7 separate regions of the Homo sapiens genome follow, and regions 1, 2, 3, 4, 5 and 7 are each linked to region 6. Evidence: chromatin contacts called from ENCODE Hi-C data. All regions are on one chromosome and are shown on one strand. The core of a region is the stretch at or near the end of the contact, and the rest is flanking DNA. Distances in the headings are between cores, read along the strand shown.

Region 1 (3,081 bases), core at 473-2,972, 1.5 Mb before region 6:
ATCTCCCTTCCCCACTCTCTCTTCACCCACCACCTATGCTTAAACACATACACAGAGACACAGAGGCAGTTGTTTCTGCCACATACAAGTCAGGCAGTCATTTAACCTCTCTGTGCCTCAGCCTCCTCGTCTGTAAATGAGGACATTAATAATAACTACTTCAAAGGCCGGCCATGAGGATTAAATGAATGCAAATTTGTAGACCACTTACAGTATTACCTGGCATGTAGCAAGTGCCATGTAAGTGTTTGTTAAACTGCAGTGCTATCCGAAGTTAGCACAGACTTCAGAGGTCAAAGCATGGTCCTCCTCAAGACTCCCCTTCAGACACCTGCCACAAGCTTTGGGGTTCCCAGGCCACCTGCACTTCTGACCAGCTGTCTCTGTCATATGCCCAGGGCCTGAGCACTGTCTGCTAGGGTGCCTCAGTTCTCACCCACGCAGCTTCTCTCTACACATGATGTTTCATTGCTATTCGCTTTACTCCCTCAGGTTTCACAGAATGACTCATAGAACTCAAGAAAGTGCTTTCCTTGCTATTACAGTTTTATTATAAAGGACACATATCAGGACCAGCCAAATGAAGAGATGTATAGGGCGAGATGTGGGAGATTTCCCAAATAGAAGCTTACGTGTCCTCAGGAACGCTTCCCCCTCCTGACACTTTGATGAATGATTATCGACCAGTAAGCTCACCTGAGCTTCCACATCCAGAGTACTCACTGGGGTTCCATTATGTAGGCATAGTTGGTTAAATCACTGGCCACATGGCTGAACTCAGTCTCCAGCCCCAATCTGCTCCCCAGAGGTGGGCCTGCTTATGTGACTCAAAGCCTAAGCCCTCATGGTTGGCCGGCCCTTCTGGTGTGGCCAGCCTCCATTCTGAAATCATCTTGGGCCCTCCATGAGCCATCTCATTAGCATAAACTCAGGTGTATTTCCAGAGGCCCACCATGAATAACAAAGACACTTCTATCACTTGGGAAATTCTAAGGATTGAGGGTACCTCCCAGGAACCAGAGTCAAAGTCCAGTCAAATTCTTTATTATACAACGTGAGTTTACTGACTTGAACAGAAAGAGGGAGCAAGAGAAGCATTCTAGGAAACAGGTGTCTAAAAAGAAAGGCAGGAATAGTCAGCCACACTCATGGCATAGTAGGGAAACAGCCCCCAGCTAATTGGCTTTGCTATACAGTAGTCCCCCCTTATCTGAGGTTTCACTTTCTGTGGTTTCATTACCCGCAGGACGGTACAATAAGATATTTTGGGAGAGAGACTACATTCACATAACTTTTATTAAATTGTTCTAATTGTTCATCTCTTACTGTGCCTAATTTATAAACTTTATCATATGTATATACAGGAAAAAACATAGTATATACATGGTTCAGTACTATATGCAGTTTCAGGAATCTACTGGGGGTCTTGGAATGTATTCTCAGCAGATATGGGAGGACAACTGTACTGGAATGCACCAGCTTTGAGCCAAATAACCAGGGCTCTGAGTTTAGCTCCAAAGTTCAAGCACCTTCCTATTCTAGCAGCATCCGCCCTGATCCAGCATGGCGGCAAGAGCTTCTGCCAGTTCACAGCCTGACTACACGGCAGGCGCCTTTCCGGAACCGCCCGCTGGGTAGATTAAATTTCTCCGGCGCCCTGTAATGACACACACACAAAAAAAACCCGGGCGCGCCTTGTAAGAGGGCGGCCGGGTTTGCGCAGGCGCAGCGTGGCCGCGGGTGGGCGGAACTGGTCGGGATGAGTGGCGGAGGGACAGAGACCCCTGTGGGTTGTGAGGCCGCCCCGGGCGGTGGCAGCAAGAAGAGGGACTCCCTGGGGACTGCGGGCTCAGCGCACCTCATTATCAAGGGTACGGAGTGTCAGGGCTATAGTTCCTGGTGGATCCCAGCACAGCCTCATCTCCCAGGCGGCGCCCTCTGACCCGGGCCGACCCCCGGGTCCCGGGCTGGCGCGCGTGCGTTTGTGCGGGTGGGGGAGTCGTGGTCGGTCCCCGCCTTTTTCCCCGCGCCAAATGCGTCCCACCACAACCAACCAGCCCAACTCTTCGTGTTTCCCCGCTTTCCTCTGTCGCAGCCTGAGCCATCAGGCCCGCCCCCGTCCATTCCGCAAGCTCAGGACCCCTGGGCGCAGAGCCTTTGGGCAGCCTCGCCACCGACGTGTAGTGGAAAGGGCATTGGACCTGGGAGGCGGGAGGCAGTCGCTTAGGAGTTGAGTGACTTCGGGTCACTGGCTTTACTCACTCTCCTACCCGATCTGTTCCTGGTCGTGCGAGGAGTAAGTGAGATACACTTACGAAGGCGCTCTATAGCACTGTAAAGAACCATTCACGTTCAGAAATGTCCATGTGTTCTGTGTGCTTTGAGCTGGGAGAAGGTTACAACCTAGATTCTCACAGAATCTGCTTTAGGTTTGACTCCTAAAGCTCACAACGCTGTTTGCTGCGTGAAAGTCTTTGACAGTTGAGTTGTAGTGCTTTATATATACCAGATATAAAGTGCTTATATACAGTGCTTGTATTATTTTTTCTACTTGACATGCTTAAGAAGATATGTACTAATAAAATTCATTAAAATAGAGAATTGAAACCTGCCCATCGTATGTCTGCAAAAATGAAAAATTTGGGGAACATTGCCAGTGAATGAATATGAATAATACATTGTCTTAGATTTAATTTCTCAAGGAATTTTGAGACTTACATTTTAAACTACATAGTTGTAACTAAGAAGAATAATAAACTGACTCACCAAAAGACTTAAATTCAGACCTTTTCTTAATGACTTTTTCAGACTTATGAAAAAGAGACTTACAATGAACATTCACCACCCACCTTAATAAATAAATTACTAAAAGCCCCACTGTGTCTTGCTCTAATTGCACTAGTTCCCCTCCCTCGTCTCAAGGTAGCCACTATCCAGAATTTGGTGTTTATTATTCTTGTGCATTTCTTTATAGTTTTGTTGCTTCTGTCTATATCCCAAAAGGAAATATTTTGAATATTTTAAAGTTTTATGTAAATTGCTTTAATCCTTCTGAAACTTGCTTTTTTATTATATTTATTA
Region 2 (3,268 bases), core at 603-3,102, 1.8 Mb after region 6:
AACAACCAAAGAATGATCTAATGTAGAAACTAAAATCCCCCATACCCTCATGCTATGTACTTCCCCCTGTACAGACTTCACCTGGAAGACCTCAACCTCAAACATCCTAGCCTCCATTTCTGTGTCTTCCAGACACACAACACTTTCCTTCCTAGAAGGAAAGCTCCTGAGAACAGGGAGATTTTTCTTCTTTTACATCCCCAAATGACCTAAAATAGTATCCTGAATACAGCGGGGCACAGCTAATGTGTAAAATGGTTGAAAAGAATGGAACATTTTCAGTACCAGCTAAGGTATACTGACCACATACAATGTAAGGAGAAGCAACAACCTTACCCTTAATTCTACAGATGGCAGCTTCCTCCTGAGAACTTCTGCAAACACTTGCTCTTAAAAAGCAACAAAAAAGTTGCTAGAAGACTAACATCGCAGACAACAAAGCTCTATTCTATGCCAACAGCAATAATACGCCCATAAGAGAAGACAACTGAAAGGATCCCTGGGGCCACAGGGCTCTACTTGTTACAGATGCTTCCTTAAGTCCCTCAACACCCAGGTCCCTAAACGCATCATAAAGGTGAGTCTAGAGAGTCTTCGCAAGTTTTAAGTCTCTTAGGAACTTATTTATAAATACATGTGAAACAAGAGAATCATTTATCCAGAAGAACAGAAAGCCTTCCAAACTTCTGTACTCCCAGGAAGTCTACTTTGAAATACGTCAAAAGAAGTTACATGGAGACATACAAAACATGTCTAAAGATCCAAATTGGTAACTCTCAAACTTGAAGCTGGTTTAAACCCATCGACCAGAACTTACAGTTCTGGCTATGCCCTTCTCATTTGCAACGCTGCGGCGCAAATGAATGACGGTGTATCAGCGTTAAATTTAAATTTCCTGGCTCTGGCCACAATGCTAACCTAATTAAAGCATGTGGTCAACGTTTAGCATTTTCGGTGCGAGATTTTGCATCGCTTTGGCGAACAGCAAAGTCGAAAGCGTTTGCACCGGTCTTCTCCCCGCCACCCCCCGACCAGGGGCAAAACCCTCTCCCAAATGCTTTATCAAATGATCCAGAAACCCCCCCACACCCCACCCCCCGTACCGCCCACGGTCCCCGCCGAGCGGCAACGGAGGCACCACTTCCACGACCCACGCCAAGAGCACTTTGAGCTCAGTCCGAGCAAGTCACTTGTGTCAGCACCACTTCCCCACGGCTGGGACCCCCCCCCCCACCCCACGCCCGGCAACTTCAGGACCCCCCGGCCGGGGCCCCTCGGAACGGAGGCTCGGGCTCCCCTCACACACATTTCCCGTCCAGCAAACTGCGGCCGCGGCGGGGGAGGGGACGCGGCGGGCGCGGGCGGCGAGCGGGGCCGTCGGGCGGCGCGGCCGGGCCGGGAGGGGCGGCGGGCGGGGGGCGGCCCGAGGCCGGGGGGAGGGGAGGTACCTCGTACAGCTCCTCGGAAGCCATGGTGGGCGGCGGAGTTGCGGGCGGGAGGGGCAGGGTCGGGGCGGGCGCCGGCGCCGGGCGGCCGACACTTTGTTTCAGTTGGGTCCTGCGTGGCCTGCGCTTCCTGCTCCCGCGGCCGGCCGGGCGCTGGGCACGGACGAGCCTCTTGCACTCCGCGGCCAGTGCGGGCCGGCGGCGCGGCGGGGTTGTGCGCAGGAGCAGCTACGCAACGCGCCCTGGGCGCCCCGCGCTCACTCCCCGGCGGGCCGGCTCGCGCTCGGGCTCATCGCGCCCCGCCGCGGGGCCGGGCGGGCTGGGGCGGGCGCGGCGGCGTGCGGGCGGCGCGGCCGGATCGCGGCTCCCCTCTCCGGTGTAGTGCAGAAAGCTTCCTACTTGCGACCAAAAAACCTGCCCCGGCTACTGAGCATGCCCAGTGCGGCCGCCCGGCCCTGCGGAGCCGCGCTCCCGCGCTCCGGGTTTTCGGGCCGCCCGCGCGGGAGGGGCGGGGCGGCGGCGGGGCGGGGCAGCCGAGGGGAGCAGTGGGCTCCGCTCGGGGCCGAGGCGGGCGGCCGGCGGGGCCGGGAGCGAGCCGGCAGGAAGGGGAGGAGCGGGGCAGTCGGGGGCGGGGCCGCGAGCGCGGGGGGCGGGGTGGTGGGCGGGGCTCCGACTTCCCCAGTCCCGCTTGCGGGGTCGGCCTGGCCCGCGGCACCGCCCCCCAGCCCGCCTCGACGTGGGCGCTTGCGGCCCGGCCCAGGGCAGGCGGGACCTGGACCTCGAGGTTCGAGGCGCAGCGCGGTTGTGCACACCAGGACGGGCAGCGACGGACCCGAGATGGGGCAGGGAACCATGCGAGCGAGCCGGCCCGCGTCTGGAGCCCACCGCCCCGACGGCAGCGGCCGCGCCGTCTACCGCGCGCCTCCCTCCAGGAGGAGCCCAAGAGGCGGCCTCCGTGCGCCCGCCCGTCCGGGGCCGGGCCAGCCCGCGAAGGGCCGGCGGCGTGGCCAGGTGGAGCACCCACCCCACCCCATGCCCGCCCCACCGGCCGCCGCCAAGACCCGGAGCCCGGGCCGCGCGCCCCGCGGGGTGGCCCGGCGAGCTCCGGCTGGCACGCTGGCTCCGCGGCAGGCCGGGGGTGGGATCCGGGGGGCGGGAGCCGGGCGCGGCGGAGGGCGGCGCGAGGGCGCGGCTGCCTCCGCTCTGCCCGCAGCTCCCCCCACGCCAGGCCTCTGGGTTCCTCTCGGAGCGTCCGCCTCCTCCGAAGCGCAGCTGGGAAGGGACCGAGTCTGGATTCCAGGGAGGTCCGGGTTCTAATCGAACGAGGCTGTCAATGGTGGTTCCTTTCGCGGAACGGTGTGGACTACACGACAGGCCCTCGCTCAGAACAGCGAGGGCTGGCCCGCGCTCCACTTCCCAGGGAAGATCTACTGCCAGGGCACACCTGCCGGGCCCTGGACGTGCCCCATCGGTGGCGAAAGAAGGGGCTTCCTGACCCAACTCCCCCAGACAGCCGCCAACTCCGATCACTCTGGCCGAGTATGCGGAACTTCCCCACGGGGCACTGCAGAGGCATTAGTTCACCCTCTCCCCCAGGCCCTGCATCGGGAAGCCCTCGCCAGTTCCTCCATGTCTCCCCGGGCATCCTTCGGGCCGCCTCACTCCTCCGTGCTCCATCTCGCTCCAGTTCCTAACCTACCTTGGAGCCACAAGGCTCCTCCCACCAGTTTTCTTCCTAAAGCCCTATTCGTTTGTGCCCCCCAACAGCGTTTCAACAACCACGGGGCGTCTCACAGACCCCGCGGTTTCCTGTCCTCCCCACG
Region 3 (2,923 bases), core at 248-2,747, 1.4 Mb before region 6:
ACCTGGGAGGCAGAGCTTGCAGTAGGCCGAGATCGCGCCACTGCACTCCAGCCTGGGCAACAGAGTGAGACTCCAACTCAAAAAATAATAATAATAATAATAATATAATTATACATCTCGGGAAATTGAGAGCTGGAAACTTGGCAGGGGCTTCCACATTATGGAACAATTTCTATAGCTGCAATGAACTTAAAAAAAATACACTTAAACATTTATAAATGTATGCTTTGCCTGGAAGGAGTCTGGCAAAAACAACAAATAATCTTAAATGTATACATTTCATAAAAGTGCTAATGATTTTTCCCAACGCTTCCCATTCACCTTCACCCTACAGAGAGTTCTGACTTGGCTCATTTAATTTCTTCCCTTCCTCAGTCACTCAAAAGTGTTCTTCCATTTCTTGGTCACTTATTTGGACTTTTTTGATGTCCAGGCTGTAGGAAAAGCAGTTTATTTGAGAGGTAAAAGTGGCATTTGGGCTAGAGCTTGGTTAGAGCTAATTCTGAGAATGTTCTAGAAAGAGTTATCAGAGTAGTTGTTAAGTATGAAAAAAGCAGACAGCAGAAAATTATTGTGGCAGACTATATACATTACCTTCTCATCATAAAAACAAAGCACTCATTGTTTTTACTGAATTGCCTGGTGGTAGATGGGGTGTGTTCTTAACTAAGCACTGCCTTGACAAGACAGAGGGATGTGGTGCCATCATCTTTTCAATAGGAAATGTATATGTGCATATATTTGTGTATATGTATTTTTCCTATATTGATTGCTTATATACATATTCACATCCTTATACATATCTATGTTTTATAACTTGAACCTTGTTTTTTTAACTTTATTGAGGTATAATTTATAAAAAATTATATAATTCAAGTTGTACAACATGATTTTTGATACATGTATACATTGTGAAATGATTATCACAAGCTAATTAACATATTCATCACCTCAGATAGTTACCTTTTTGGGGGTGTGTGTGTGCGTGCGTGCTCGTGCAGTGAGAATACTTAAGACCTCCTCTCTTAGCAAATTACGGGCATATAATGCATTATTATTAACTACAGTTACTGTGCTGTACATTAGGTCTCTAGAACTTGCTTTGTTTTTTTGGGATAGAGTCACTGGAGTGCAGTGACGTGATCTTGTGATCTTGGCTCACTGCAACCTTCGCCTCCTGGGTTCAAGCGATTCTCTGCCTCAGCCTCCCACGTAGCTGGGATTACAGGCGTGCACCACTATACCCAGCTAATTTTTGTATTTTTAGTAGAGATGGGGTTTCACCATGTTGGTCAGGCTGATCTTGAACTCCTGGTTTCAGGTGATCTGCCTGCCTTGGCCTCCCAAAGTGCTGGGATTGCAGGTGTGAGCCACTGCACCTGGCCAACTTACTCATTTTGTAAGTGAAACTCTGTACCCTTTGACCAACATCTCCCCATTTCCCCACCCACAACTCCTGCCAACCACCATTCTCCTCTCTGTTTCTATGAGTTGGTTTTTGTTTTAGATTCTGTATATAAATGAGATTATTAGTAGTCTTTTTATTTTTAGCTGTTCTCGGTTCGGTATAATGGTATCTCTTTGTGGTTTTAAGTTGCATTTCTCTGATGACTAAAGATAGTGAGCATCTTTTCATGTTATTTTTGGTCATTTGTACATTTCGGGGGGTAGTGCCGATCTCTTTAGTTTATGGGCTGTGTGGTTGTGTGTTGTTTGTTCCATCGTTGAATAGTAAGAGTTATTTATATTTTCTAAATTTAAGTGCTTTGCCAGACTCATTAATTACAAATATTTTCTCCTGGTTGATGGCTTGCCTTTTAATTTTCTCAACAATTAGTTCATGTTTTAAAAAGTTGTACTGAGCAAAATTTAGCCAGGCATGGTGGCAAGTACCTGTAGTCCCAGCTATTGGGGAGTTTGAAGGGGAGGATCAATTGAGCCGGGAGGCAGAGGTTGCAGTGAGCCATGATGGCATCACTGCACTCCAGCCTGGGTGACCGCGCGAGACCCTGTCTCAAAAAAAAAAAAAAGTATTTAGTTGCCAATTCTTTATTTCCAATTCTTCATTGCAACTTTATTGACACATAGTTGACCACAATAAATTACATATGTTTAAGGTGTACAATTTGATGAGTTTTGACATGTATACACCATTGAAGCCATCATCACAATCAAGATAATGCACATTTCCTTCAGCTCCCCAAAAAACAGTTTATTTTGAAGAGCAAAAGTTTTTAATTTTGATGAAGTCCAATTTATCAAATTTTTCTTTTATGGTAAGTGATTTTTATGTTATTTTTGGGAAATCTGTGAAAATCTTTGCCTCAAGGAGCAAAATTTGTCTCCTATAATTTTACTTACATTTTCTCATATTTTTTCTAAATAATTGTAACTATAGTGTTAATTTTCTCCTTTAACCACTTATTGAGTTTTTAAACATTTTCTAAATAGCTTTTTAACCAAAAATTTTTAATTAGCTTTTAATTTTTTAAGTTATGATGAAATAATGTGTACTTTTAATTATATTTTTCATTTTTATATGTATTTCTTATATATTCAATCTGTATTTTTTGATGAATTGAGCCGTCAAGGCTAATACAGGGATGTTGAAGTGTCTCCCTTTCTCTCTTTATCCCGTTACCCTGTGTCGTGAGTTCCATCGCCGTGGTTCTTTCTAATTTGGTTTTGAGGTCTCCACTTTTGAGAGTGGCCAAAACCTGGCCGGGCGCGGTGGCTCACACCTGTAATTCCAGCACTTTGGGAGGCCGAGGTGGGCGGATCACGAGGTCAAGAGATCCAGACCATCCTGGCTAACACGGTGAAAACCCGTCTCTACCAAAAACACAAAAATTTAGCCGGGCGTGGTGGCGGGCGCCTGTAGTCCCAGCTACTCGGGAGGCTGAGGCAGGAGAATGGCGTGAAC
Region 4 (3,058 bases), core at 271-2,770, 1.3 Mb after region 6:
TACCCCATTCTCCATGCTGTGCTTATTTCACATTGCATGCCTGTATCAAAACATCTCATGTACCCCATAAATATAAACACCTACTATGTACCCATAATTTTTAAAATTAAAAATTAAAAATAAATTTTAAAAAATCTGGACTTTTGAAAATAGGTTATCTGACCATAGGTTTATGAGATCCACATATGTAAAGAAAAGTCTTTGGTTTTAGAAACACTTTGAAAAGACTCATAGCTTCTAGTTTATATGGGTATAAAATAAAGTCACCGAGACTTTTAAAATCCATCAGACTGCCATGTCTCTGTTCTTCCAGAAAAAAAGGCTGTCTTATTTTATAACCCTGAAGTGATATATTTAGAACTAAGGTTTTTTTTTTCTCCTTTCTGTTTTTACCAAAAGCCAATCTTACCTTTCAGTTTATTTGTCAGATACTTTTAGTATCTGAAAAATAAAAATAAAACACAATAGGAAAAAATCCAGCTGAGAATTAATGGTTCCACTAGATTTATACCTCTGCAAATTTTCCTATTAAGTCTTAAGAGAGCTCTGTGCTGAAGAAACAGGTCCACTGCTCCTCTGAGTCTGCACTAGAAAGACAGTGGGCAAGTGGGGAGGCACCTCAGATTCAGCACAGGCTTAACAATAAAATCTATTCCTCTCTCTTCCCCTCTATACAAAGCAAAATATCCAACTCAGACGTACAAAAAGAACGGAATTAAAAGCACAGGTATCACTATCTACTACACATATCGTCCTGCTACTTGACAATATGACTAAATTAAAATGAGGCCTATGTTTACATATCAAATGTTAATAATTTTTCACTTTCCAATTGGCTAAATGTTTTATACCTTTTGATTACTGGTCACACAATTTCTCCAAAAACTTAAATCTCCAGTAATAGTGAAAAACTCATTTATGACACTCTTACACACTGAATCATCCAATAAAACTTGATTTCACCAAACAGCAGTGATAAAGTATTACAGAAAACTGATTTACATTACAACTAATTGCTAATTGCTCAATAACATGTTAATATTCACCTAAGAATATTTGTTCCCAAAAAAAGAGCTTGAAACAGTTTCTATCTGAATGATAAGTCTAACTAATCAATTCTACATTTCAATATTGGTAAAAAAACAAATAACATCAATATGTAAGTGCAAGATACCAAGATGAAAAAGAGTCCATCAATATAGTAAGCTTTCAATACTGAAGAAGAAACATCAATATAAAGCGCCTGTACAGTTAACTCTGGGTCCCTCCCTGGCACTTAATTCATTTCTTATTCTCATTTCCCTCTCTGTTTGTTCCTCTTTCAGGCCTGGGCTGCTAAACAGATCACAAAGAATCAGATGGGAGCAGAATTGAAACGGATATGGGCTTTGTAAATACAAGAGTCACTTAAAGCAATGAAAATCCTGAAGTGAGAATACTGATTGGGAAGTAAAAATTCAGACAACACCTTTCTAGAGTACAGTCATACGCTGTCAGGGAACTAATGCTTTCACAGGTCAAATGTCAAGAGATGGTGACACACCTTAGAAGCCAAATTCAGTTTCATCAACTTAAAAGAAACCATCAAACCATCATAGAAACCATCAAAATATCAGATCCCAACCTTAATTTATGGATAGAAAGCTTTGCTTCTCAAAACAGGGCTTGCCTACACATGGAGCTGGGAAGCAGTTGTTCTACACTGCCCCAAGATAAACATGGCTGATATGCCAAGACTACACATTTTGACAGAATAATATTTTTATTCCTGGAGAGATAATATTTTTGGATTGTTTTCCTGATATTAAGTGATTTATAATTATTTTATGTTAAAGACAAATGGGGAAATATTACAGAGGAGAATAAAATCATAATTTTTAAACTAAATCCCCAAAACTATTACATATTTCACAATTTACATCATCATCTTGTATGTATAAGTATACATGCCCATCTTCCACCACACTTGATTTTCAAACAAACATTAGCAAACTGCTGTGCACCTCTTCTTGTCTGGTAAGAATTAATACTCATGACCTTCCACAGCAGTACAGTAGTGCATAGCGATCTACCTCATTCTTTTCAATGGTGCCAAGTATTCCATCATACAAAAGCCCATGTTTACTTAGCTGTTTCCTTACTGATGAACATTTGTTTCCAATATTTTGCTAAAATCAGTAACTCTATAAAGGAAATACTTATGTCTTTTCATACAGAAGCAAGCATTTTTAGAATAAATTTCTGAAAGCTGAATTGCTAGTCAAATGGTTTGTGCGTTTTACATTTTAACAGATAGGGCCAAATGGATCTCCTAAGAGGGAGTGCGCCAGTTAGGACTCCCATCAACAATGTACGAGTGCCATACTCCCTGCACCCTTTGTACCACTGTGATTAAACTATTTTACCGCTACACTGCCAAGTAGTTTTACTACAATAGTTGCTGTACACTAAGTGATAATGCGAGAGGACTTTTAAAAAAAGTCCTACTTTCCAAAATACTGTTGTTTAAATCATCATCATCCCTGACCACAAACATTTTAAATGTATGAAGCCAGAGGGCCACCATATTCATAGGGAAACATAAATACATTTCCAAAAGAGCATATGATTAACAAGAGGACAGGCATCAAGTCCCTTGGAGGTTTAGGAGGAAGAACAGCACATGTAGAGGATGCCAGAGGAGGCATTCCTGGAAGAGGTTGAGGTTCCAACTGGATATTTAATGATGAGTCACACTGGGAGAGCCTGAAGCAAACAGGGATGATGCAGTAGATGGTAGATGATGTACAAAGTGCACAACGGCAGAGCTCAAGTCAATAGAGAATTACATGGTAAATTATAGGTCTAACACCTGGCTAGCGACTGCCCAAAATACAAACAGGCCAGTCAAACAAGAGAATCAAAACAGTGGCCGGAGTACAGTTTTTAAAGTGTAGGAAACTCAATTATACTCAGCCACCACCAATTCAGAAAGACACCTGCCTGCCTCTGCTCAAGGTGAATAAATCCTCAGTGTCCGGCAAGGTAGGAGGTTCCTCAGACATGTCCATACTATCTA
Region 5 (3,003 bases), core at 116-2,615, 1.4 Mb after region 6:
GAGGCTGAGGCGGGTGGATCATGAGGTCAGGAGTTCAAGACCAGCCTGGCTAATATGGTGAAACCCCATCTCTACTAAAAATACAAAAATTAGCCAGGCATGGTGGCACATGCTTGTAGTCCCAGCCACTTGGGAGGCTGAGGCAGAAGTATAGTTTGAACCCGGGAGGCAGAGGTTACAGTGAGCTGAGATCACGCCACTGCACTCCAGCCTGGGCAATAGAGCGAGACTCTGTCTCAAAAAAAAAAAAAAATTAATAGCGTAATACAACCACCATTTTTGTTATAACTCACAGATTATCTGGGCCGGGAATGCTGATAGTGCACATGCTATCAGCCATAGCTGGGAAGACTGTAACACTGGGTGTACTCAAATGGCTGGGGTTTGGAATCACCCGGAGACAGGTCTGGTGCCTAGGCCAGGATCAGCAGCAGCTGTAGAGCAGAATGTCTGTGTGGCCGGGGCTTCCTCACATCGTGGTAGCCTCAGAGCAGTGCGACTTCCTACTTGGTGGGCAGAACTGCAGAGGAGAGTGTTCTGGAGGACAGAGCAGAGCTGTGTGGCCTTTTGTGAAACAGCCTTGGAAATATGTAGTTTCATTTCTGCCATATTTTTTTGGTCAAAGGAGTCACAGGCTCAGATTCAAAGTGTGGGAACATAGACCCCCGATTCTCAATGGCAGGGGTGTCACAAAATGTGTGACCCTGTTTTAAAACCACCACAGGCCCCCTCTCCTTAGTATTCCACTGGCCCTTTATCCTGGAAACCTCAGGAAATGGTTTTTCCTGATTTTCTTCTTTAATTCTCCTCTCCCATCCCTTCCTCAATCCAGTTCAAGGATAAGGGCCTAGAACTCCACCTGTGTCCTATTCCCTCTTGAATCCACAGGTCGAGCAGGAAAGTGAAGGATGAGGCTGGCATGTGTAGAAGTGCCAGTGGAGGGCGCTGTGGCTGACTAGAAGGCCTCTACGTTTTAAAGGACAGCTGTTCCAAACGGAGGTGGGAATGAAGTCCTTGTGTTTCCAGATTTCCCATTTTAATGTGAAATTAGATATTGAAATATTGCTTCATAATGTTTTAAAAGCATACCATGAGATCTGGGTTTATGCTCTTGTCTATGCACTGGCTCTGAGCCCCTCTTTGAAAGACCCAGAACTCATAAAACAAGGCATTATTTAAGATTGCACATTTATGTTTATCCCCAGAAATTTCCACATTGGGGTCTGGAATGCCATTGCTTCTTTAAATACTACTTACTTTAAATCATATTTGCAAAGAATTCTTGTAACTGAGAATCTAGGCGCTCAATAAATAGACCGCATCCTTCCTTCATCTGCACATGAATGGCAGCATTTTGTGCATTAATTACGTGTGTGATGTGTCTAAGCTGAATTGGCTGAGGAGCAGAACTTTAATGATTAGCTGTATAAAACTGAAAGAGAGCTTCAATTTTGACGTTAAGCCTTGCTTATCTTTTATATTCTCAGCCTTTCTCGACGTTTGTTAGAATTTAAACTTGTCCTAAGCATGACAACATCTGTTCAAAAGAGAGGGGGGATAATATATGTTTATATATACACACCTTAATTTAGTATTGGGGACCTTCCAGTTACCAATTATAAGTGTAAAGACTAAATAAAAGTTATAGAAAATTAGACAAAATAAACAGTGACCAAGAGAAGATTTAAGAAATCTGAAGCTAAAGATTTATTTTTCTGCCTGCCCTCCTTGAAGTAACCATTAAGTTTATAAATAGCCTCCTTCCTCTGAGAAGAAAGGTCCTAGTGACACCAAACAGGATGCGACGCGCTGAGTACTCTCCCCTTTCATTTTGAAACTCGAGCTTTTGTGAAGACTATCATTGTGCATCCGTCTGTCTCTCCTCATTACCACTTCTGGTTGGAGCCGGAAGCAGGACAGATGCATATAGTCCTCATTTCAACCACAGGAATTGACTTTAAAGGTGACACTGTCCTTAGTAACACAGCTGATGCCCTGTAGGGGTAAAATTAGTTGTGTTTTCTCTGTGCAGGTGAAATTTTAATGAATTTTTTGATACTCTGTAGAGCATTCACTGCAAAATGCGTTGTAAGCTCTAAACACCAACAGCTGATTGTGAAAGACTCTTTATTTTTTCTTTGCCCTAACTTAAAAAAAAACAGAGAATGTTTCCAGAGAATCTACTAAGGAAAACATCAGGTCTGACAACAAAAGAGAACTGAGAGAGCGAAGAGGAGGCAGCTTTCTGCACTTTGCACACTGGGTTGCAGTTCTCACAGAATCCTGGGGCTCAGGACAAAATGGAAGCTTCCTCCTTGGACCTGCATTTACCCCAGGCCTCGAAACAAAGCCCCCCAGTCTATAGTTTCCAGTGTCACTTCACAGATCTTTTCATACCACAGCAACCCATACTGCCAGGAATCTGCCTGTTGTCTCCAGCACAGCTTCCTATTGAAAGCAACTCTATGTCTAACCTGCCTTAAAGCAGGTTACGGCTATATTTTAAAACCCACCGCATTAATTCAGGACATATCTTTTTATCAAATGGATTTCTCTTCTGCATACATATTTAAACATGAGCCGTACACTCAGAGCAATGGACTGTTTTATGAAAGGTGATTAGCATATAGTACTCAATCAAAGAATTTGTAAATGAAAAAAGTTGAAAATATGAAATATTGATCACTGGGGTACTCATTAACTGTTCAAAAGCATAATTTAGTTGAATTTCAAATGTGTTAATGTAGGATATCATTCATAGAAAAGAAAAGGATTGTAATTTTACACATCATGTTTAACTTTTTAAAGTGTGGCATCTTTAATGCAGGTATTTGTTCTTAGAACTCTTATTGTATGACTGATTCAGACTTCGTGATTCATTAGCCCTACAAATCTCGAGAACATACATGAATGTGCTCATACAGAGGTTAGAAACTTGGGCTAGCTCAAGGGTAGCCTAAGAGAATATTGGAGACAGAAGGTTCTCATTCCTTGAGCAGTGCT
Region 6 (3,356 bases), core at 427-2,926:
GTAGCATGATGAAATCTCGTGCTGCCCAGCCCACCAGGAACACGAATTGTCTAGAATATCCATGTTGTCTCTACTACCGGCCTGTCCGTCACTTAGTAGCTGTCTCATTTATTGGGTCCAAAAACCATAGTATATGTAGGGTTCAAAACGATCTATGATTTCAGGCATCCACTGGGAGTCTTGGAACGTATTCCTAGCAGACTGGGGGGGGACTACGGTATCTTAGAATGTGACTGTATGTGGAGATAGGGTCTTTTTTTTTTTTTTTTTTTTTTTTAAGACAGAGTTTCGCTCCTCTTGCCCAGGCTGGAGTACAATGGCACGATCTTGGCTCACTGCAACCTCCACCTCCTGGGTTCAAGCAATTCTGCCTCAGCCTCCCAAGTAGCTGGGATTACAGGCGCGTGCCACCATGCCCAGCTAATTTTATATTTTTAGTAGAAACAGGGTTTTTCCATGTTGGTCAGGCTGGTCTTGAATGCTTGACCTCAAGTGGTTCACCCTCCTCAGCCTCCCAAAGTGCTGGGATTACAGGTGTGAGCCATCATGCCCTGCTGGAGATAGGGTCTTTAAAGAGCTGATTAAGCTAAAGTGAGGCCATGGAGGTGGGCCCTAATCTGATATGATTGTGTACTTATAAGAAGAGGAGATGAGGACACAGATGTACACAGAGGGAAGAGCACATGAGGAGACAGGGAGAAGATGCCACCTAGAAGCAAAGAAGAGAGGTCTCAGGAGAAACCAGCCCAGCTTCCAGAGCTGTGAGGAAATAAATCTGTTATTTAAGTCCCCAGCCTGTGGTGGTTTGTTATGGCAGCCCTAGCTGACTAAGACACAGCCCGATTGGTTGGTTCTGACACTTCTTACCACAGTTCACTGCATTCTCTTCACTGAATTGCAATTATCTGTTGGCGTATTGGGTTGGCCCGCTGGGGTGACAGGCCTGGCATATGCACTTTTATTATCTCTAGCACTGAGAAACCCTGGCATTGATAGCTGCATGCGAAGTGCTTGCTGAATTCATGAGAGCTACTGCTGCAGTGAAAGCTCTGAAAGTGTCCAGAGAGGGACAGGAATCTTCTCTTTGGGCAGAAGTGATCTTTTCACTTCACTTGCAAAGTACATCAGATGGAAAGGTAGCCCAGGTGTACGGTGTTGAGGAAGGGCCTACTGGAAGCTGCTTTTCCTAATTTTCAGCTGGTGAGGTTTGATGATTTGGTAGACTCACTGATCATTTTGTTCTTTTTTGGGTTCTGTGGTGTTAGTAAATGGCTATATTTAGATTCAATTTCTCTTTCTTGTACTCTTTGTTGTTCTGCCATTCTCTTCCGCTCCCAGTCCTGGCCCCACCGCTCCTTCTTCCAAAAGCTCCCAGTGGCCCTCCCAGACCTGCTGCAGGTGGAGAAAGTGTTCAGCTGCTGGTCCCCTCTCCCCTCCCACCCCAACTCCAACTGAGCACTAGCGGCTCACATCTGTGGGCCTTGCTTTCCCCATAAACACACATGGGTGTACTGCAAGGGCTTACCGCAACTCTGGTAGAGCACTTCCAAGCCGCTGTCGCTACAGACCACGTGTGTGGGCCAGGCTTTCCCACCGCCGCCTCCACTGCAGCTGGGAAAAATCAGAGTCCAGAGGAAGAGAGTGGCTGTGAAACCCTTCATGGTGGGGGCCTGTATGGGACACACAGAAAAATAACCGGCCAATAAAAAGCCTGTAAAATTTCTTCCTCTCCCCTCACCAAGGCAGTTGGATGTTCAGTTTCACTTCTCAAATTTTAGACTCGCTGGGAACCACAGTCAGAAGTAAAAGGCTGAGAGCAGAGGCATTTGAATACTGTTCCCCCAGGACCTTGAATCTACAGGTGTGGCTGGTCTGGTCTGGGGTAGGATGCGTGCTGACTTTCTGCTTTCACAGGGAGAGGGTCAGTAGTGATGCGTGAACTTACCTCTTGGGGGCCCCTCAGAACAGCCTCCACCCCCAGGTGAGGCTGTAAACTTGGGAAAGACAAAGCGCAGGCCACCATCTGTTTCCCATCTCCAGCCCCCGAGTCTCTGCAGGCTCTTGATGCAGGCTGTGTATGGACCCAGGGACCTGGCTGCAGCCAGCAGGCAGCAGTTGATAGCACGAGGGCTACAGAATGACATTTGGAATCTGGAATGAGGCTTTGGCCCTATTGTCACTTTCCTCTCCTCTGGCTTTGGCTCTGCTCTTAGGTTTGGGATTTTAGCAGTGAATTGTCCAGCTGCAGAACAGACCTTGTTTTGGGAGCTGCAGATGTGGTCTCTGGAGATGAGGCAGAGGCAATAGCCCTGAGAAGTGAGCCGTGTTCTATTTCTGGGTTTGGCTTGGTAGAAAAAGTAGGAAGGGTGGGGAGGTGGGGCCACCCTTAAGGAGGCTGGTTTGCTGGTTTTGGTGTTAGTGGGATCATTGACATCACATCTCACTTTCTCTTCAAAGCCAAGATTCTGTCTTCCTTCTTCCATGTATCTCTATTCTGCTGCAGGACAGCAAGGTTTCTCAGTCTTGATTCCTCAACCCCGCCCCAGCTTCACCTTAATGTAAGAGGACCAGAGTCAGTGCCAAGGTCAGCAGATTTCAGGAGCAATAGAAAACACTATTTTCCCTGGGAGGAACAGCATTTTTCTGAATGCACTAGGTAAATTTACTATTTCTGCTGATGGCTAAGCAAAAATTAGAGTTAGCTCAAAACTTTTTTTGAAATAGGTGGAACATAATTACCAATAAATTAATTGGTAAATAATTTGGATTTCTTGATAGACATCAGAGAGTGGTCATTTGGAGAAGGAACAGTTGTGGATTGATTATTTTTAGGTACCTCTGCAAATAAGTTCAGTGATGATGGCTTTCAACAGCAGTTCTCAAAGTGCGGCCTGGGAAGATGACAGCCTCAGCTTCCACTGGGGGCTTGTTAGAGATGCAAATTCTGGGCTACTCAAGACCTATTAAATCAGAAACTCTGGGGGGCGGGACTCACCATTCTGGATTTTCACAAGCCCTCCAGGTGTGCCTGATGCAGTCTCAAGTTTGAGAACTGCTGGCTTTTACAGAACATAAAGCGAAGGTTGAGCCCCAAGGGAGTGGTGGGAAGTTGCTCTAAGAAGAGACAAGGTGGCCCCTCTGGCCTGTGTGAGCGGAAGGCAGCTGCGCTGTGAGCAAGATCTCGGGAGATGAGAGTCTGAAGCTTATGGTGAGAGCAGCGGCCCTGGTGGAAGCGTGGTAGCCCCTAGAAGGTCCAGGATGGAACACAGAAGCTTTCCCTTGGGATATGTGAGTGCTCCAGCAGTTGTAAAGAGAGCTCTGAACATATGTGAGTGAGGAGAGCAATTGAGGGTGAG
Region 7 (2,924 bases), core at 203-2,702, 1.3 Mb before region 6:
TCTAGTGTTGAGTGAGTTTCACAGGGACACAAAGCATGATGCAACCACATCACGGAAGGCCTTGAATGGCTGCCCCAGGCATGACTATTTCACCCCATCGGCCAAGGCCATGGGGACAGTGGTGGCGTTTTGGTCCAAGTTTAAGCAGCAAACTGTCTTGGTCAAAGGCAGGCTTTAGGAAAATTAATTTTCCAGCCATGTGAATGAAAGAGACTCTTAGAAAGCTACTGCAATAGGCCAGGCTTAGTCTCCGTTCAGGGTATGAACACTGAGAATGCTGGAAGGAAATCATGGTTACAGGAAATGCGGTTGAATTTTGAGACACACGGGAAAAGAGCGAGCAATACAAGATGCCTCCCATGTTTCAAGCTTAAGTGGCTGGAAGAACAGACTTTGGAGGGAGATTGATGGTTTTGGTGTTTGGCAACCCATGGTTAAAGGTTCATAAGTGGCTGGGCCTAAGGCGGGAGCAGAATAATGACAGGTGAGACAGTGGGCGCGTCCCCTGTTGCCAAGCCAGGAGTTAACTACCTGGGGCTTCCTGGATTGAGGATAATCAAAGAGCAGGCAGGATCCCGGAGAGCAACCCGGTGATTCTAATTTAGCTTCAGATCCCCGGGGTAGGGCTGGAGCTTTCGATTACCATCTGCTGTAAGGTGTGTGTGCAGGTGCGAGTTATGAGTCGCTGGGCAGGGATGCCTTCGGGCCATTCCACAGGCTGAGTTCAGCCATAGCAGGCGTGCTGTCATTCATTTTAGTAACCGGCATAAATGAGGGCACAGTAGGACCCCAGTCAGTCCTGCTAGGTGCCTTCTTGTCTAGAAGAGGCCGCTTTGACTTTCTTTCCTCTTCATCCCTGAGTTGAGGCCGGGCAGGGGTAACCAGCAAGGGGTTCACTTGGGAAGCGGGTTTCATCACCCCTCTGAGCCCAGGTCGAGAATCACAGTTGAGCTCTGGCCAAGAATCTAACTAATTCAGGTGCAAACCCCACCGTCTTTTGCCCGATTTCCTATATTCTGCTGACAGCAGCTCTCTCCTTCCTTTGGCCTGAAATCGCGGGGTGCTTGTGTGAGCTGAGATTAGCCGAGGCTGACCTGCCCCTCCGTGGCTTCCCGCTGGCCTCATCGTTACTTCGTGTGTTCACCGCCGCTCTGAGCAGAGCGGGCCCCTGGGGAAAGGGGTGCGGGCCTGGGTTGCGGAGGCGCAGGAGCCTCGCGGGATTGGGGCGAGCCGTCCCATGGCGGGAAGGCAGGAGGCCGGACTCGGAAGGCTCTCCCAGACTCGGTCCCTCGCTCCAGCCCTTCCCTGCCGGTGCGCGGAGCCGGGGCTCGGGCGGGTAGCGGTCGCGCGCCGGCGCGGGCGGGCGGGGAGAGGAAGGGGCGCGGCCTCTCCGGGGCGGGGCGCGGGGCGGGCGCTGCGAGGGGACCGGAGGCCGCGGCGAGAGCGCGCCCAGCCCCGCCGCGATGCCCGCGCGCCCAGGACGCCTCCTCCCGCTGCTGGCCCGGCCGGCGGCCCTGACTGCGCTGCTGCTGCTGCTGCTGGGCCATGGCGGCGGCGGGCGCTGGGGCGCCCGGGCCCAGGAGGCGGCGGCGGCGGCGGCGGACGGGCCCCCCGCGGCAGACGGCGAGGACGGACAGGACCCGCACAGCAAGCACCTGTACACGGCCGACATGTTCACGCACGGGATCCAGAGCGCCGCGCACTTCGTCATGTTCTTCGCGCCCTGGTAACGCCGCGCAGGCCGGCGCCCTGCCCCGCACTTGGCGCTTCGCGGGGCGTGGGGCGCTTGGGCGCCGCGGGCGGGGGGTCCCGGGGCCACGTGGACGCCGACGGCTCTGGTCTGCGGCGTGCGTGCTACGGGCGCGGGGCTCGGGGCTCAGGGGTGCGGGGTGTAATACTGGGGGCGCGGGGCCGGGAGCGCGGGGACCCTGCGGGTTCGGGGCTCCGGCTGGCGGGGAGCGGGGGGCGCGGGCGCCGCGGCTCGGGGCCGGGAGCCGGGGACTGCAGGGGACCGAGGGCTTGGGGCTCCGGGTCGGGAGGCGTGAGCTCAGCGGGCCGGGCACTGGCGGCTGACGTGGCGCTCGGCGGCCGGGGCGGTGCGGGAGGAGGGGGCGGACCCCTAGGGGACAGCCGGGAAAAGCCCGCCCTGCGCCGCGCTCCTGAATTCAACCGCCTCTTGCACCTCGGCACCGAGGGAGGGGAAGGTGGGGTCGTCGCCCTTTCGGGCAGCCGGGAGTCCAAATGTCACCCCGCGGTCCCTGCCCAGCGCCCCAAACTTCCTGTGCCGGCCGGACGCGCGGCCTGCCCGTGGGCCACGTGCACTCACCAGAGCGGCCTTGCTGCTGCCGCGGCCACCGGGGTCGGCTGGGACAGACTGCGGGCACGTCCCCTTCCAGAGGCTTTAACTGAAAAATAGAACCCAGGAAGGTGTGGTTTCCCACTTTGTGCGTCTTTTGTGGGATAGGAAGGAGTGGTCCGGGCAGAGGAGGGTTGCTGAGCTACCCCGGGAAGACCAAGGTAGTGCGAATTCTGGAACCCCTCCGCCCCCCTGCAGCTCAGGGTGGATGTAATCTCTGAACGGAGCCCACTGGTCCTCAACTCCAGGCTGTCCTGTCACCTCCCTGCTGCTCTCTCGGGTCCAGGTCACTTGTTATGTGTGAGATCGGAAAAGCCCCTCCGTTGAGCAGATGGTCCCTCTTGCTTTGGTTCTCTGGGCGAGGCTTTGGTGTGGGCCTCGCTGCTGACCTGAGAGACCCTACCCTGGCACTCATCCCACGGAAGAGCTTCCTGTCATTCACACAAGCATGTGCACAGCTTTCCTGCCAGTGCCGGGATGCCCCGAGGAAGGGAAGTGACCACAGGCCAGAGCAGAAAGCCATAATTTTAGGACACAAGACCTTTGAGAGGTTGGAATAGCCTGCAGG

What was found. A loop is a pair of places that touch in the nucleus more often than their neighbours do. Pooled maps may share reads with other maps.
Region 1: a loop to region 6 is called in a pooled map, with 11 times the contacts of the local background. The contact joins the promoter of BLOC1S5-TXNDC5 here to the promoter of LY86 in region 6. A Hi-C loop is called at or near these places in 3 of 37 single-sample maps with no recorded cell type and 7 of 50 pooled maps.
Region 2: a map of B cell shows a loop between it and region 6 (8-fold over the local background). The contact joins the promoter of CDYL here to the promoter of LY86 in region 6. A Hi-C loop is called at or near these places in 2 of 168 maps with a recorded cell type or tissue (B cell and OCI-LY7), 4 of 37 single-sample maps with no recorded cell type and 6 of 50 pooled maps.
Region 3: a loop to region 6 is called in a map with no recorded cell type, with 19 times the contacts of the local background. The contact joins the enhancer-like site here to the promoter of LY86 in region 6. A Hi-C loop is called at or near these places in 4 of 37 single-sample maps with no recorded cell type and 4 of 50 pooled maps.
Region 4: a map with no recorded cell type shows a loop between it and region 6 (6-fold over the local background). The contact joins the enhancer-like site here to the promoter of LY86 in region 6. A Hi-C loop is called at or near these places in 2 of 37 single-sample maps with no recorded cell type and 2 of 50 pooled maps.
Region 5: a loop to region 6 is called in a pooled map, with 5 times the contacts of the local background. The contact joins the enhancer-like site here to the promoter of LY86 in region 6. A Hi-C loop is called at or near these places in 2 of 50 pooled maps.
Region 7: a loop to region 6 is called in a map of OCI-LY7, with 5 times the contacts of the local background. The contact joins the promoter of TXNDC5 here to the promoter of LY86 in region 6. A Hi-C loop is called at or near these places in 1 of 168 maps with a recorded cell type or tissue (OCI-LY7), 6 of 37 single-sample maps with no recorded cell type and 5 of 50 pooled maps.

Annotation. Positions count from the first base shown.
Region 1 is chr6:8,063,055-8,066,135 of GRCh38, reverse strand. It overlaps BLOC1S5-TXNDC5 (BLOC1S5-TXNDC5 readthrough (NMD candidate)), which reads left to right and starts at 1,722. Exons shown (of 13, transcript NR_037616.1): 1 at 1,722-1,871. BLOC1S5 (biogenesis of lysosomal organelles complex 1 subunit 5) reads left to right here and starts at 1,747. Exons shown (of 5, transcript NM_201280.3): 1 at 1,747-1,871. The coding sequence starts at 1,760. The region is part of intron 3 of EEF1E1-BLOC1S5 (EEF1E1-BLOC1S5 readthrough (NMD candidate)); the gene reads left to right. RefSeq lists enhancers at 164-313, 324-423, 2,114-2,303, 1,913-2,539.
Region 2 is chr6:4,774,988-4,778,255 of GRCh38, reverse strand. It overlaps CDYL (chromodomain Y like), which reads right to left and starts at 1,852. Exons shown (of 7, transcript NM_004824.4): 1 at 1,449-1,852. The coding sequence starts at 1,472. It overlaps CDYL-AS1 (CDYL antisense RNA 1), which reads left to right and starts at 2,830. Exons shown (of 2, transcript NR_183279.1): 1 at 2,830-2,984. RefSeq lists silencers at 1,501-2,050, 2,071-2,700 and an enhancer at 2,508-3,161.
Region 3 is chr6:7,961,930-7,964,852 of GRCh38, reverse strand. All of the region lies in intron 4 of BLOC1S5-TXNDC5 (BLOC1S5-TXNDC5 readthrough (NMD candidate)), which reads left to right. Among named protein-coding and RNA genes, the nearest start is that of TXNDC5, 53 kb to the right of the region's middle. RefSeq lists an enhancer at 1,122-1,171. Within about 2 kb of position 1,497, at least 3 of the 41 ENCODE cell types and tissues checked have a DNase peak (open chromatin) inside an H3K27ac peak, as active enhancers do.
Region 4 is chr6:5,333,558-5,336,615 of GRCh38, reverse strand. All of the region lies in intron 1 of FARS2 (phenylalanyl-tRNA synthetase 2, mitochondrial), which reads right to left. Among named protein-coding and RNA genes, the nearest start is that of FARS2, 74 kb to the right of the region's middle. Within about 2 kb of position 1,520, at least 2 of the 41 ENCODE cell types and tissues checked have a DNase peak (open chromatin) inside an H3K27ac peak, as active enhancers do.
Region 5 is chr6:5,173,318-5,176,320 of GRCh38, reverse strand. The region is part of intron 2 of LYRM4 (LYR motif containing 4); the gene reads left to right. The region is part of intron 3 of LYRM4-AS1 (LYRM4 antisense RNA 1); the gene reads right to left. Among named protein-coding and RNA genes, the nearest start is that of MIR3691, 26 kb to the right of the region's middle. Within about 2 kb of position 1,365, at least 9 of the 41 ENCODE cell types and tissues checked have a DNase peak (open chromatin) inside an H3K27ac peak, as active enhancers do.
Region 6 is chr6:6,587,040-6,590,395 of GRCh38, reverse strand. LY86 (lymphocyte antigen 86) reads right to left here and starts at 1,676. Exons shown (of 5, transcript NM_004271.4): 1 at 1,526-1,676. The coding sequence starts at 1,661. The region is part of intron 1 of LY86-AS1 (LY86 antisense RNA 1); the gene reads left to right. RefSeq lists enhancers at 3,150-3,279, 3,290-3,356.
Region 7 is chr6:7,909,316-7,912,239 of GRCh38, reverse strand. It overlaps TXNDC5 (thioredoxin domain containing 5), which reads left to right and starts at 1,452. Exons shown (of 10, transcript NM_030810.5): 1 at 1,452-1,726. The coding sequence starts at 1,464. The region is part of intron 4 of BLOC1S5-TXNDC5 (BLOC1S5-TXNDC5 readthrough (NMD candidate)); the gene reads left to right. RefSeq lists silencers at 1,168-1,597, 1,968-2,087, 2,288-2,377.